Linked DNA regions of Homo sapiens: region 1 is linked to region 2. The links are chromatin loops, found by intact Hi-C in ENCODE. Cell type or tissue: PC-9. All regions are shown on one strand. Links, peaks and the distances in the headings refer to the core of each region. The heading gives the core; the rest is flanking DNA. Region 1 has its middle 5.5 kb from the start of FBXO27. Region 2 overlaps HNRNPL (heterogeneous nuclear ribonucleoprotein L).

Evidence for each region. Hi-C counts contacts between places; a loop is a spot of excess contacts. Peaks named below come from ENCODE experiments on the same cell type or tissue, not always from the same donor. Only the 100,000 strongest peaks of a DNase experiment are listed, where the experiment ranks them.
Region 1: a loop joins it to region 2, with 2.7 times the contacts of the local background. A loop is called at or near these places in 1 of 110 quality-filtered maps.

Annotation. Positions count from the first base shown.
Region 1 is chr19:39,034,131-39,041,980 of GRCh38, forward strand. No RefSeq gene overlaps it. Among named protein-coding and RNA genes, the nearest start is that of FBXO27, 5.5 kb to the left of the region's middle. In PC-9, for the core only: a CTCF peak has its summit at 4,153; no DNase peak of the experiment used is centred there.
Region 2 is chr19:38,837,303-38,841,302 of GRCh38, forward strand. It overlaps HNRNPL (heterogeneous nuclear ribonucleoprotein L), which reads right to left. Exons shown (of 13, transcript NM_001533.3): 7 at 3,186-3,257; 8 at 2,794-3,074; 9 at 1,592-1,713; 10 at 1,095-1,296; 11 at 292-349; 12 at 82-177. LOC124904712 (a long non-coding RNA gene) reads left to right here. Exons shown (of 2, transcript XR_007067252.1): 2 at 1-2,549. Among named protein-coding and RNA genes, the nearest start is that of ECH1, 7.5 kb to the left of the region's middle. In PC-9, for the core only: CTCF peaks have their summits at 1,592 and 1,794; DNase peaks (open chromatin) are centred at 519 and 1,439; H3K4me3 peaks cover 1,610 bases; H3K27ac peaks cover 3,362 bases.

The DNA.
Region 1 (7,850 bases), core at 1,921-5,920, 200 kb after region 2:
GACCTCAGGTGATCTGCCCGCCTCAGCCTCCCAAAGTGCTGGGATCGCAGGCATGAGCCACCGCAACAAAACATTTTAAATCGAGAGATTTGTCTCTATATCTCTATATTTTATTTGGCTTCGACATAACGTGAGCTGTATACATAGTTTAAGACATCAACAAACAAAACCAGACATGGATTCTTCCCCACAAAGAACTTACCTTCTAGAGGGAGAGACATGATAAACAGTTGGCATAATGAGCAAATTACGTAGTATCAGGGAAATAATTAAATATAAAACCTCCAGGCCGGGCATGATGGCTCACGCCTGTAATCCCAGAACTTTGGGAGGCTGAGGCAGGCGGATCACTTGAGGTCAGGAGTGTGAGACCAGCCTGGCCAAAATGGCGAAACTCCGTCTCTACTGAAAATACAAAAATTAGCCGGGCATGGTGGCGCATGCCTGTGATCCCAGCTACTCGGGAAGCTGAGGCATGAGAATCACTTCAACAAGGGAGGCAGAGGTTGCAGTGAGCTGAGACCTCACCACTGCACTCCAGCCTAGGCGACAGAGTGAGAAGCTGTCTTAAATAAATAAAATAAATAAAACCTCCTTTTGACCCTCTTAGAATCCTCTCCACAAATGCAGAAAAGAATTAAATGGGTCCTGGCATGGGGGCTCACACCTGTAATCCCAGCACTTTGGGAGGCCGAGGCAGGAGGATCTCTTGAGCCCAGGAGTTTGAGACCAGCGCTGGCAACACAGTGAAACCCCGTCTCTACAAAAAATTTAAAAAGTAGCTGCAAATAGTGGTGTGCACCTGTAGTCTCAGCTACTTGGGAGGCTGAGGTGGGAGGATGGCTTGAGCCTGGGAGGTTGAGGCTGCAGTGAGCTGTGATCATGCCACTGCACTTCAGCCTGGGCTACACATCGAGACCCTGTCTCAAAAAAAAAAAAAAAAAAAAAAGAAAAAGAAAAAGAAAACAAGTAAAAAAAAGAATGAAACGGTTGTATTAGTGTATACACTTCAAACTAGCCTGTAATGTGCTTCTGTCATGATGAACAGTAAACATAATAAGTGTGTGTGTGTTAAAAAGTGATTAGTGCTGTGAAAAATTAGAGCAGAGAAGGGAAATGGGGCATAACGAGGCTGGGTTGGGTGGATAGGAGAGGGAGACCCTGAATTAGGAGAGATGGATGAACTATTATGCTGGTCTAATTTCTTCTCAATATGTATATTTTCATTTTTAAAATTTTGTTTCAACTGGACACGGTGGCTCACACCTGTATCCCAACACTTTGGGAGGCCGAGGCAGGTGGATCACCTGAGGTCAAGTGTTTGAGACCAGCTTCACCAACATGGTAAAACTCCGTCCCTACTAAAAATACAAAAACCTAGGTGCAGTGGCTTATGCCTGTAATCCCAGCACTGTGGGAGGCCGAGGTGGCAGATCACGAGGCCAGGAGTTCGAGACCAGCCTGGCCAATATGGTGAAACCCCAACTCTACTAAAAATACCAAAAAAAAAAAAAAAAAAAATTAGGTGGGCATGGTGGTGCGCACTTGTAGTCCCAGCTACTCAGGAGGCTAAGGCAGAAGAATCACTTGAACCCAGGAGGCACAGGTTGCAGTGAGCTGAGATCCCACCATTGCACTCCAGCCTGGGCGACAAGAGTGAAAATTTGTCTAAAAAAAACTGTTTATATATATATATTTGAGACCAGGTCTCACTCTGTCGTAGCTCACTTTAGCCTCAAACTCCTGGAGTCAAGCCATCCTCCTGCCTTAGCCTCTGGGGTAGCTGGGACTAAAGGAGAGACAAGGTCTTGCTGTTGCCCAGGGTGGTCTCAAACTCCTGAGCTCAAGTGGTCCTCTCGCCTCCACCTCCCCAAGTGCTGGGATTATAGGCATGAGCAACTGTGCCCACTAAAACTAATATATTAGTTTTAATGTAATATATAAGCAGTGGGAATCTTGTTGATAATGAGATATGATGACTCAAGTATTTGACTTTTTTAAAAACTTTTTTCACTTTGTCATCCAGGCTGGAATGCAATGGCTTGATCTCAAACTCCTGACCTCAGGTGATCCTCCCGCCTTGGCCTCCCAAAGTGCTGGGATTACAGGCATGAACCACTGCACCTGGCCTGATTTTTTTTTTAACAGTTAAAAGGTTTAAAAAGTTTGAGTAGGTTGGCCAGGGACTGTGGCTGATGCCTGTAATCCCAGCACTTTTGGAGGCCGAGGCAGGCAGATCACTTGAGGTCAGGAGTTCGAGACCAGCCTGGCCAACGTGGTGAAACCCCATCTCTACTTAAAATAAAAAAATTAGCTGGGTGTGGTGGCACACACCTATAGTCCCAGCTACTCAGGAGGCTGAGGCAGGAGAATCGCTCAAACCTGGGAAGCGGAGGTTGGAGTAAGTTGAGATTGAGCCACTGCACTGTAACCTGGGTGACAGAGCAAGACTCCATCTCAAAAAAAAAAAAAAAAAAAAAAAAATTCCAAGTAGGTCAAAAGGGCAGATACTGAAAAGTCAGTGTCCTTTTCCAGTCCCTGGTTCTCCTCCCAAGGGCAAGACTCTTGGTGTCCACCCCAAAGACACCACACCCAGACAGGATTCACCCATCTCTCTGAGGGCTGCTACCTGAGAGACTTTATCTGCAAATAAGATGACCTTTGTTCTTAGTGCAGTTCTGCCCTTCACCCTACCTTAGCTTGTCACCACCATGGTCCAGAAGCCTCCTAGCCCCTATCTATTTCTGTATCTCAAAATGCTATTTAAGCTTCAACCATCTGGACCTTCTTTGAATCTCATACTTTGTGGGGTTTCTCTGTGTGTGCACATAATGGATTTGTGTGCCTTTTCTCTAGTTCATTTGTCTACTGTCAAGTTTATTTCAGAGACTCAAATTATCAAGCCTTCAGAGACGGTGGATGGAAAGTTTCACTTGTCCCTTCACTTGTTAAAAATTTTATAAAGTTCTTTTGAGATGAAGTCTCACTCTGTCACCCAGTTTGGAGTGCAGTGGTGTGATCCTGGCTCACTGCAGACTTGACCTCCCAGGCTCAAGCCATCCTCCCACCTCAGCCTCTCAAAGTGCTGGGATTGCAGGCATGAGTCAGGTCACTGCAGCTGTGACCTCCCAGCCTCAAGTGATCCTCCCATCTCAGCCTCTCGAATACATGGGATTATAGGCACAGCTATAGTCCCACCATGTCTGGGTAATTTTAAAATTTTTTTTGCAGAGATGGGGTCTTGCTACAATGTCCATCCAGTCTCATCTCAAACTCTTGGCCTCAAGTGATCCTCCTGCCTTGGTCTCCCAAAGTGCTGGGATTACAGGTGTGAGCCATCACACTGGCCTTGTCCCTATACTTTATAGCCAGAAAAGGGCTGAGGAAAGCAGAAACAGAGAACAAAAAAACGGATTGGCACTTTCAAAATTACCTTCCTTGTAATGGATAAAGCAGAGTTGTTCTTCAGTTCAGCAAACCAGGAAATCTCTTAATTCAGGAGGGCCAGCTGTGGGTTTTATGGAGCTGTTGCTTCAGAGACTCCACACAGAGGGGGAAATGTTCTAGAGATATACCAAACCCCCTGGGGATTCCAAATCATCAGGCCCACATTTGTAACAAACTCCCAGAAGATGCCAAAGCCTATGCTCCCAGGACGAAGCATTGAGTAGCTGAATCTTACAGGAATCAAGCCAAACATCCCTTGCATGTTGATACACATTTTTTTTTTTTTGAGATGGAGTCTCGTTCTGTTGCCCAGGCTGGAGTGCAGTGGCACGATCTCGGCTCACTGCAACCTCCGCCTCCTGGCTTCAAGTGATTCTCCTTCCTCAGCCTCCCGAGTAGCTGGGATTGCAGGCACACGCCACCAGGCTCTGCTAACTTAAATTTCTCTCCTTTTATTTCCCCTTTACCTTATAGTTAGGGCATTTTGGAGCTAGGTTTTATTATCTAAGTGTTTCATTTCAAGGTAAGAAATTATTTGCTATACATCGGGAGCACTGGCTCTGATGAGGTTGAGCAACACTGATGCAAAGCAAACGTGAGTGGGGGCTGCAGTCTTCTCTCTCTGCTAGGGGTGTGGGTGGGAAGCTGGGGAAAGTCCTGCTGGTCCAGTTTGCAGAAGTAGAAATGTCATGGACCTCCGGGAACAGAGAAGTGGGCTGCACGACTAATTCCAAGGGTGTTAGAGGTTCCACCAATGCGGCTTTCTGGACTACAGCTCTCCCTGGAGGCCATTGTTAACAGGATTAGAGTGAGGTAGGAGGCGGGACTCGACTCCAGAGGCGTGGCTTGGACACCAGATCAGACTGAGGACTTGGTAGAACAGGGCGGTGGAGGACAGCAGGAGGGTGGGAAGCAGTTTTATTTATTTATGTATTTATTTATTTATTTGAGATGGAGTCTCGCTCTGTTGCCGGGCTGGAGTTGGTCGGCTCACTGCAACCTCCGCCTCCCAGGTTCAAGCGATTTTCCTACCTCAGCCCCTCGAGTAGCTGGGACTACAGTCATGTGCCACCACGCTCGGCTAATTTTTTGTGTTTTTAGTAGAGACTGGGTTTCACCGTGTTAGCCAGGATGGTCTCCATCTCCTGACCTCGCAATTCGCCCGCCTCAGCCTCCCAAAGTTATGGGATTACAGGCGCGAGCCACGGCGCCCGGCCAGCTTTCTATTATTATTATTATTATTATTATTATTATTATTATTATTATTATTAAGACAGAGTCTTGCTCTGTCGGCCAGGCTGGAGTGCAGTGGTACAAGCTCAGCTCACTCCAACCTCTGCCTCCCAGGTGCAAGCGATTCTCCTGCCTCAGCCTCCCGAGTAGCTGGGATTACAGGCGCACCCCACCACACCTGCCTAATTTTGTATTTTTAGTAGAGACGGGGTTTCACCATGTTGGCCAGGCTGGTCTCGAACTCCAGACCTCAGGTGATCCACTCACCTGGGCCTCCCAAAGTGCTGGGATTACAGGTGTGAGCCACTGCGCTCAGCCGGAAACGGCTTTCTATGAGACAGGCCCACCAGTGTGCCATGTCAATTTACTATCGCCATGGCAACACCACGAGTTACTGCCCCTTTCCACAGCAATGACCCAATGATTACTCCTCCTTCCCTAGAAATTTCTGCATGAAACGCCCCTTAATCTGCATGCAAAATTAAAAGTGGGTATAAATATGACTGTGGAACTGCCCTGGGCTGCTACTGCCTGCCTATGAATAGCCCTGCTCTGCAGTAGCGACCACCGAGCTGTGACACTGCCACTTCAATAAAGCTGTTTCTTCTACCTCTGGATTGCCCTTGAATTCTTTCCTGGGTAGGCCGGGCGTAGTGGCTCATGCCTTATTCCCAGCACTTTGGGAGGCTGAAGGGGAGGTGGATCATTTGAGGTCAGGAGTTTGAGACCAGCCTGGCCAACATGGCGAAACCCCATCTCTACTAAACATACAAAAATTAGCCAGGCATGGTGGTGCACACCTGTAGTCCCAGCTACTCAGGAGGCTGAGACAGGAGAATCGCTTGAACCCAGGAGATGGAGGTTACAGTAAGCCGAGATGGCGTCACACTGCACTCCAGCCTGGTTGACAGAGCAAGACTCCATCTCAAAAAAAAAAAAGAAAAAGAAAACCTTGACAAATAGAGCCAGGGAACGCCATAAAGACAGAGTTCTCATGTTTATACGCCTGATAACAAAAATGATTACAAAAGACTCTACAGAAACCATAAACTTGCCCAAAGGGCATTACAACTTTACACAAAAAATGGTTCTACAAAGCCCTCCGTGGAAGAGCTGCCTGTCTGACCTCGAACGGGCATCACCCTCGATTTTGATCTTTGTAGTCAAGGATAATTATTTCAAAACAATTATGTACTCCTCATTTTTTCTTGTAAGAGCCTTTGTCTTCCTTTACCTTCCTGAATCTGCACATAGTTCACTATGGCATGCAGATTCTCATTGCAGTGCTGTATTCCCAAACAAACATCTTTTCTCTCTTTTTTTTTGAGATGGAATCTGGCTCTGTTGCCCAGGCTGGAGTGCAGTGGCGCAATCTCGGCTCACTGCAACCTTTGCCTCCCCAGTTCAAGTGATTCTCCTGCCTTGGCCTCCTGAGTGGCTGGGATTACAGGCGCCCACCACCACACCCAACTATTTTTTTTTGTATTTTTAGTAGAGATGGGATTTCACCATGTTGATCAGGCTAGTCTTGAACTCCTGACCTCAGGTGATCCGCCCACCTCAGCCTCCCAAAGTGCTGGGATTACAGGTGTGAGCCAACGTGCCTGGTGCAAACATCTCTTCTTTTATAGAACCTCTCTCTGTTTGTTAATTAGGTTCACACTGCAGCCTCAATCTCCCTGGGCTCAGGTGATCCTCCAGCTGAGCCTCCCAAGTACCTGGAACTATAGGTGTGCACCACCATGCCTAGCTAAGTTTTTTATTTTTTGCAGAGACAAAGTTTTGCTATGTTGCCCAGGCTGGTCTTGAACTCCTGGGCTCAAGTGTTCTGTCTGCTTTGGCCTTCTAAATTGCTAGGATATAGGCATGAGTCACTGTGCCCAGCTAGCTTCTTTTTCTCTTCTTCTTCTTTTTCTTGTGATGGAGACTCGCTCTGTCTCCCAGGCTGGAGTTCAGTGGCATGATCTCAGCTCACTACAACCTCTACCTCCTGGGTTCAAGAGATTTTCCTGCCTCAGCCTCCCAAGTAGCTGGGATTATAGGCACCCACCACCGTGCTGGGCTAATTTTCGTATTTTTAGTAGAGATGCGGTTTCACCATGTTGGCCAGAGTGGTCTCAAACTCCTGACCTCAAGTGACCCACTCACCTCAGCCTCCCAAAGTGCTGGGATTACAGGCATGAGCCACCATGCCCAGCTCCAGCTGGCTTCTTATAATTATAAAAACTAAATATTTTGGAGTCTATTAATACACGAAAATTATGGGAAAACATGTTTGTAAAGTTATTAAATGATTTTCGTTTATAAAATACTCATATGTGACAGGCAATGCAATATTTCTTGCTTCCCAGGTTTTCACTAAAATTTAAGGTTACTGTATTAGTCCGTTCTCAAGTTGCTATGAATAAATACCCAAGACTGGATAATTTATAAAGGAAAGAGGTTTAATTGACTCACAGTTCTTCAGCATGGCTGGGCAGGCCTCAAGAAACTTACAATCATGGCAAAAGGGGAATCAACATGCCCCTCTTCACAGGGCAGCAGGAGAGAGAAGTGCTGAGCAAAAGGGGAAAAGCCCCTTATAAAACCATCAGGTCTTGGCCAGGCGTGGTGGCTCATGGCTGTAATCCCAGCACTTTGGGAGGCCGAGGCAGGCAGATCACTTGAGGTCAGGAGTTCGAGACCAACCTGGCCAACATGGTGAAACCCTGTCCCTATTAAAAATACAAAAATGAGCCAGGCATGGTGGGACACACCTGTAATCCCAGCTACTTGGGAGGCTGAGGCAGGAGAATTGCTTGAACCCAGGAGACAGAGGTTGCAGTGAGCCAAGACTTTGCCATTGCACTACAGCCTGGGTAACAGGTGATAGAGCCAGACTCCTCCAAAAACAACAGCAACAACAACAAAAGGTGAAAGCATTTGCTTTTTCTCCTCACTTGATTCCTCCAAAATCTGGAAACTCTTCGTGAGTATTCTTATTTTTATTTACATAAGTTCAGAAAAAGTCTGCCCTTTCTTTATAAGCAAGATATAATAGAAAACACTGGCTATATCACCAAGGCTTTGACTGAAGTGTCATATTTTATTTTAATTAATTAATTAATTAATTTATTTATTGAGACCAAGTTTCACTCTGTTGCCCAGGCTGGAGTGCAGTGGCACGATCT
Region 2 (4,000 bases), core at 1-4,000:
GCAGGAAGGACATCCCTGGCCTGAAGCCAGCCAACCCATTAGGTCACCAGGTTGATGCCTGCAGGACACACAGATACTCACTTGGGTTTTTCATCTGGTAATGGTTCAGGAAGCCCAGAGTCTCCAGGGCATCGCTCTTGGATTCCCACTCCAGCAGTCCAGAGGAGCTGCGCTCACCTGATTGCAAACCAAGGGGAAAAGTAAAGGTTTTAGACTCACCCAATAGGAACTAGGCAGCTGCCCACCAACCACCATGCAATTAGGGCAAGGAGGTGGGCACACTCGACTCACTTTTGCCTGAGAATACTTTCACAGAAGATGGCCGCTTCACTCCCAGCTCATCGCAGATCTGCAAAAGAAAACAGGTAGTAAATGAACTCTGAAACAAAAGGGCCGCCACACAGGATTCAAGCAGACCAGGCCCTGCATGACTCAGTACTTGAAGTTTTCAGGAGAAAAGGCTTGTAGATTTTATCACATACCCTAAGGCATCCCTGTGTCATAAAAAGGCCAGCAACAATGCTCTTTAATTATTAAGTTGCCTGAGACTGGGAAGCTGCTTTTTCGTTCCCAACTTCAACAGCTATGTGGATATCTGCACCCGGCTGTTTGCTGAACACTGTTTGCTGAATGCAAGGTCAACATTTCAGACCACAGCCAGATCCACTTGAGTTCCTCCTCCCTTCCGCTGCCTCAGTTCCCCCTGACTGAGCTTTACAGGGCCCCACCTTCTGATGGTATCAGGGTGATGGCACCCGAAGCCTACGCCAATGCGGTTCTTGTGAAATTGGGCCCTCATCACTGGGCCTGTGAAGCAGCTTTCCCAGCAAACGAGCAGTTGCCCTGCTTGCCAAAAATGTAAAAGGAAGGAACGCGGCAAATGGTGTTGCTAGAAACTTGGTGCCATTCTCACCCTGTCCAGTTTGAGAGCACAGATTCCTATCTGTCCTGGCCTCTGCTGTGTCCCTAGCACTCAACCCAGGGCCAGGCAGGACAGGAGTTCAACAGCTATTTGCAGAAAAGACTGAAATGAATGGCCTACTCAGACGGCCGTGGCAAGGACCCGACTGCCTGCGCAGCTCCACGGCACACACCTCAAAGAAGTTCTCCTCGGTCACCTCCAGCGGGGCGTTGAAGAAGTGCAGCACGTTGCTGGGGTGCTGGATGCGGTTCTTGGCTGCCTGCTCTGGGGTGGAGAACCGATTGTTCCGGGATTCACTGAAGTCTTTGTAACTGCAAGACCCGTCTTCCAACCCGTATGACTGACCAGGCATGATGGCTGGCTGCTTGGAGACACTGCAGCAAGGAAGAAAGGGGAGCCTTTGTCATACCCAAAGTTGTCCCTGAAGCTTTCCCCTGTGGCCTCCAGAGGCTTAGCTTGCCCTGTGTGCCTTGGGGCATTGCTCTACACCTGAGGCAAGGCTGACTCACTTTCTCCTGTGGTGTCAGAGACACGTCTGGGAACACACCTGCCACATCCCATTTCTGTGTGAGTCAACACCTCGGCCTCACTGTGCTCCTCTGCTGGGCCCCATTCCCCTCCTTTTCTCTCCCCTGTACCTCTGCTGCCCTCCCGAGCCTGAGCACCTACCAGACATTCAGCTTCTGCCCAAACATGAAGTTGTTGTTGAGGTGGGTAATGGCCCGGTCTACAGCGTAGCCATCAGCCATCTCCACCATGGCGGCCCCCGGCTTGCTTTTCATGAATTTCACCTTGGGGAGAGTAGCTGCAGTCAGCACCTCTGTCCAGCTGCCAGGGTCCCCTCTCCTGCCCCTCCCAAGTTAGTGATAATAACCCCTGCTCTGGCCTCCCATGTCCTCACAGTTAATCGGGACCACTAGAAAAACATGCCTGGCCCACACCAAGTGCTCAACCCATAGTGAGAAGCAGAGCCTGGGCCATGTTTTTAACTGTGGGACATAACCCACCAGTAAATCATTTAGTGAAGCATGACAGAAAACTGTACAGGAATCAGAAATCAAATCAGCCATTTTCACCATTTTGTCTGTTACACACAGACGTGTGTGATCTATGGATGGCTGTGTCTACAGTCACAAGGTAAAATACTCCTTCAGCTGGGTTACAACAGAGCAGTGCCGGCTCTGGAGCCAGGCAGTCTGGCTCTGAGTCCTGCTTCACATAAAGGCTATGTGAACCTGGGCGCGTTATTTAAGCCCCGTCCTCCACTTCCCCTGTCCATCTCATTAAGGATTAATGTGAGAAATTACACAGGTCACTACATGTAAAGCATCTTTAACAGTGCCTGGTAACTAACAACACTTCACCTGTGTTACGAACTACTCTAAGTAATGGGCCAAGTCATGAGCTGCACAAAGGCCCCCAAGACCCAGACGGGTTTAATGTTAAGCAAAATGCCGCCTGGTCTCAGGTAGACACTCAGCCACCGCTAGCCCCAGTCAACTGTCCCATGGGAAGGCAGAAGGCCCGGTGTTGCCAGGTCTTAAGTTTTCAGGAGGAAATCCTTAAACGATGGTGTTTCACTATAATGGATTCATTTTTATGTTTTATAAATCTCTATGTTCATGTACTGGTATTAGTACTTTTATGTGATAAAATCTTTTTTTTAAACATTGGTAATTCAAAAACACAACACCCACATACAGTGAGGACCAAACAAAACCCGTCTGCAAGCAGGCTGCCTGAGCTCACTGAGTCACTCATTGGCGTCTGCCCGCCCAGCGCCACACCAGGCTCCCCCCTGGTTCTTTCCCGTGCTGACTGGCAAGATACGAGGCTCAGCGAGGAACCCAGGGGGCCCGGCAGCAGCTCACCTTCTCCACATTGCCATATAAGCAGAAGACATTGAAGACTCGGTCACAGTTCATCTTAGATTGATCCAAGCCATAGACCATGAGCACAGGGCTGTCGGCGTGAGGGCCATACTCGGGTGGTGGGGGAGGGGGTGGGGGGTGCCCATACTGGGGGCCGTAGCGACTTGGGCCCCGACGGTGACCCCCCACTGGTGGACCCATCCTTCTCCCTTCGTAGTGAGGTGGGGGGGGCCCGTAGCCCTCATCATGGTAATGGCTGTGGTACCCACCGTGGGGCCCTCCTGGGGGGTGGGAAGGAAAGAGAGGGAGGACGGGTGAGAATTTGCACGGCGGGCGGCGGGCAGGGGCACATGAGCCACGGGAGTCCACGGAGGGGAACCCCCTGCCCTCACCATATTCTGCGGGGTGATCTCCCAGGAGAGGGGGCTGCCTCTGGCGTTTGTTGGGGTTGCTGCCAGGGTCACCTGTGGAGAGAGAAAACAGTTAGGAGTCTCACTCAGAAATTGGGGTCTCTCCCTCCCTCCTGACTGCACAGGCTGATCTGAGCCCCCAGCTCCTGCCAACTGCAAGCCCTCCCTTCCTCGAGGGCTGTGGGGCCTCCTTTTGTGATCTGACCTACGGCGGGCATGAAGCCCGAGCCTCAAAGCTGGTGCCCACTCTCCTTCCCCTGCTCATACCAAAGGGCTGGCCTTGTTCTGTGAAGGACAAGGCCAGATTCTGTGCTCTCACCTACCCTGGCCCTGGGAGAAAGCCCAGCTCCCAGGCCCTCTGGGGAATGTGCAGCTGCTACAGAAGCTGATATATTATGGCGGGCCAAAAGCAGCTTTCTAAAGTGACTCCCAATGAAGGGAGAGTAGATTAAGAGGAAAATAACCCCAGAGGGAAGCAAGCAAGTTTGACCCCCAAAGCCCCCAAAGTTCTAGGAGCTCCAGACTGTCTCTGTTAGATCCCTTCTTTCTTAATCCCAGTCCCCCCTCCCTCCCAGTCCCGCCAGCCCAAGAGGGACTGACTGTAGCTGACAAGCAGGGCAACAGCAGAATCAGTTCAAATAAGCAATCATGTACAAGGCATCGACATTCCCACACCCAGCAATGGCGCAGATCCACCCCGACCCCAGCAGTTCGTAATCACTGCCTTTAACTTAGCGCTTAAGTGGCAGGCACTGGGCTAAGCGCTTTACAGACATCACAGCTTCTGAAATTCCTCA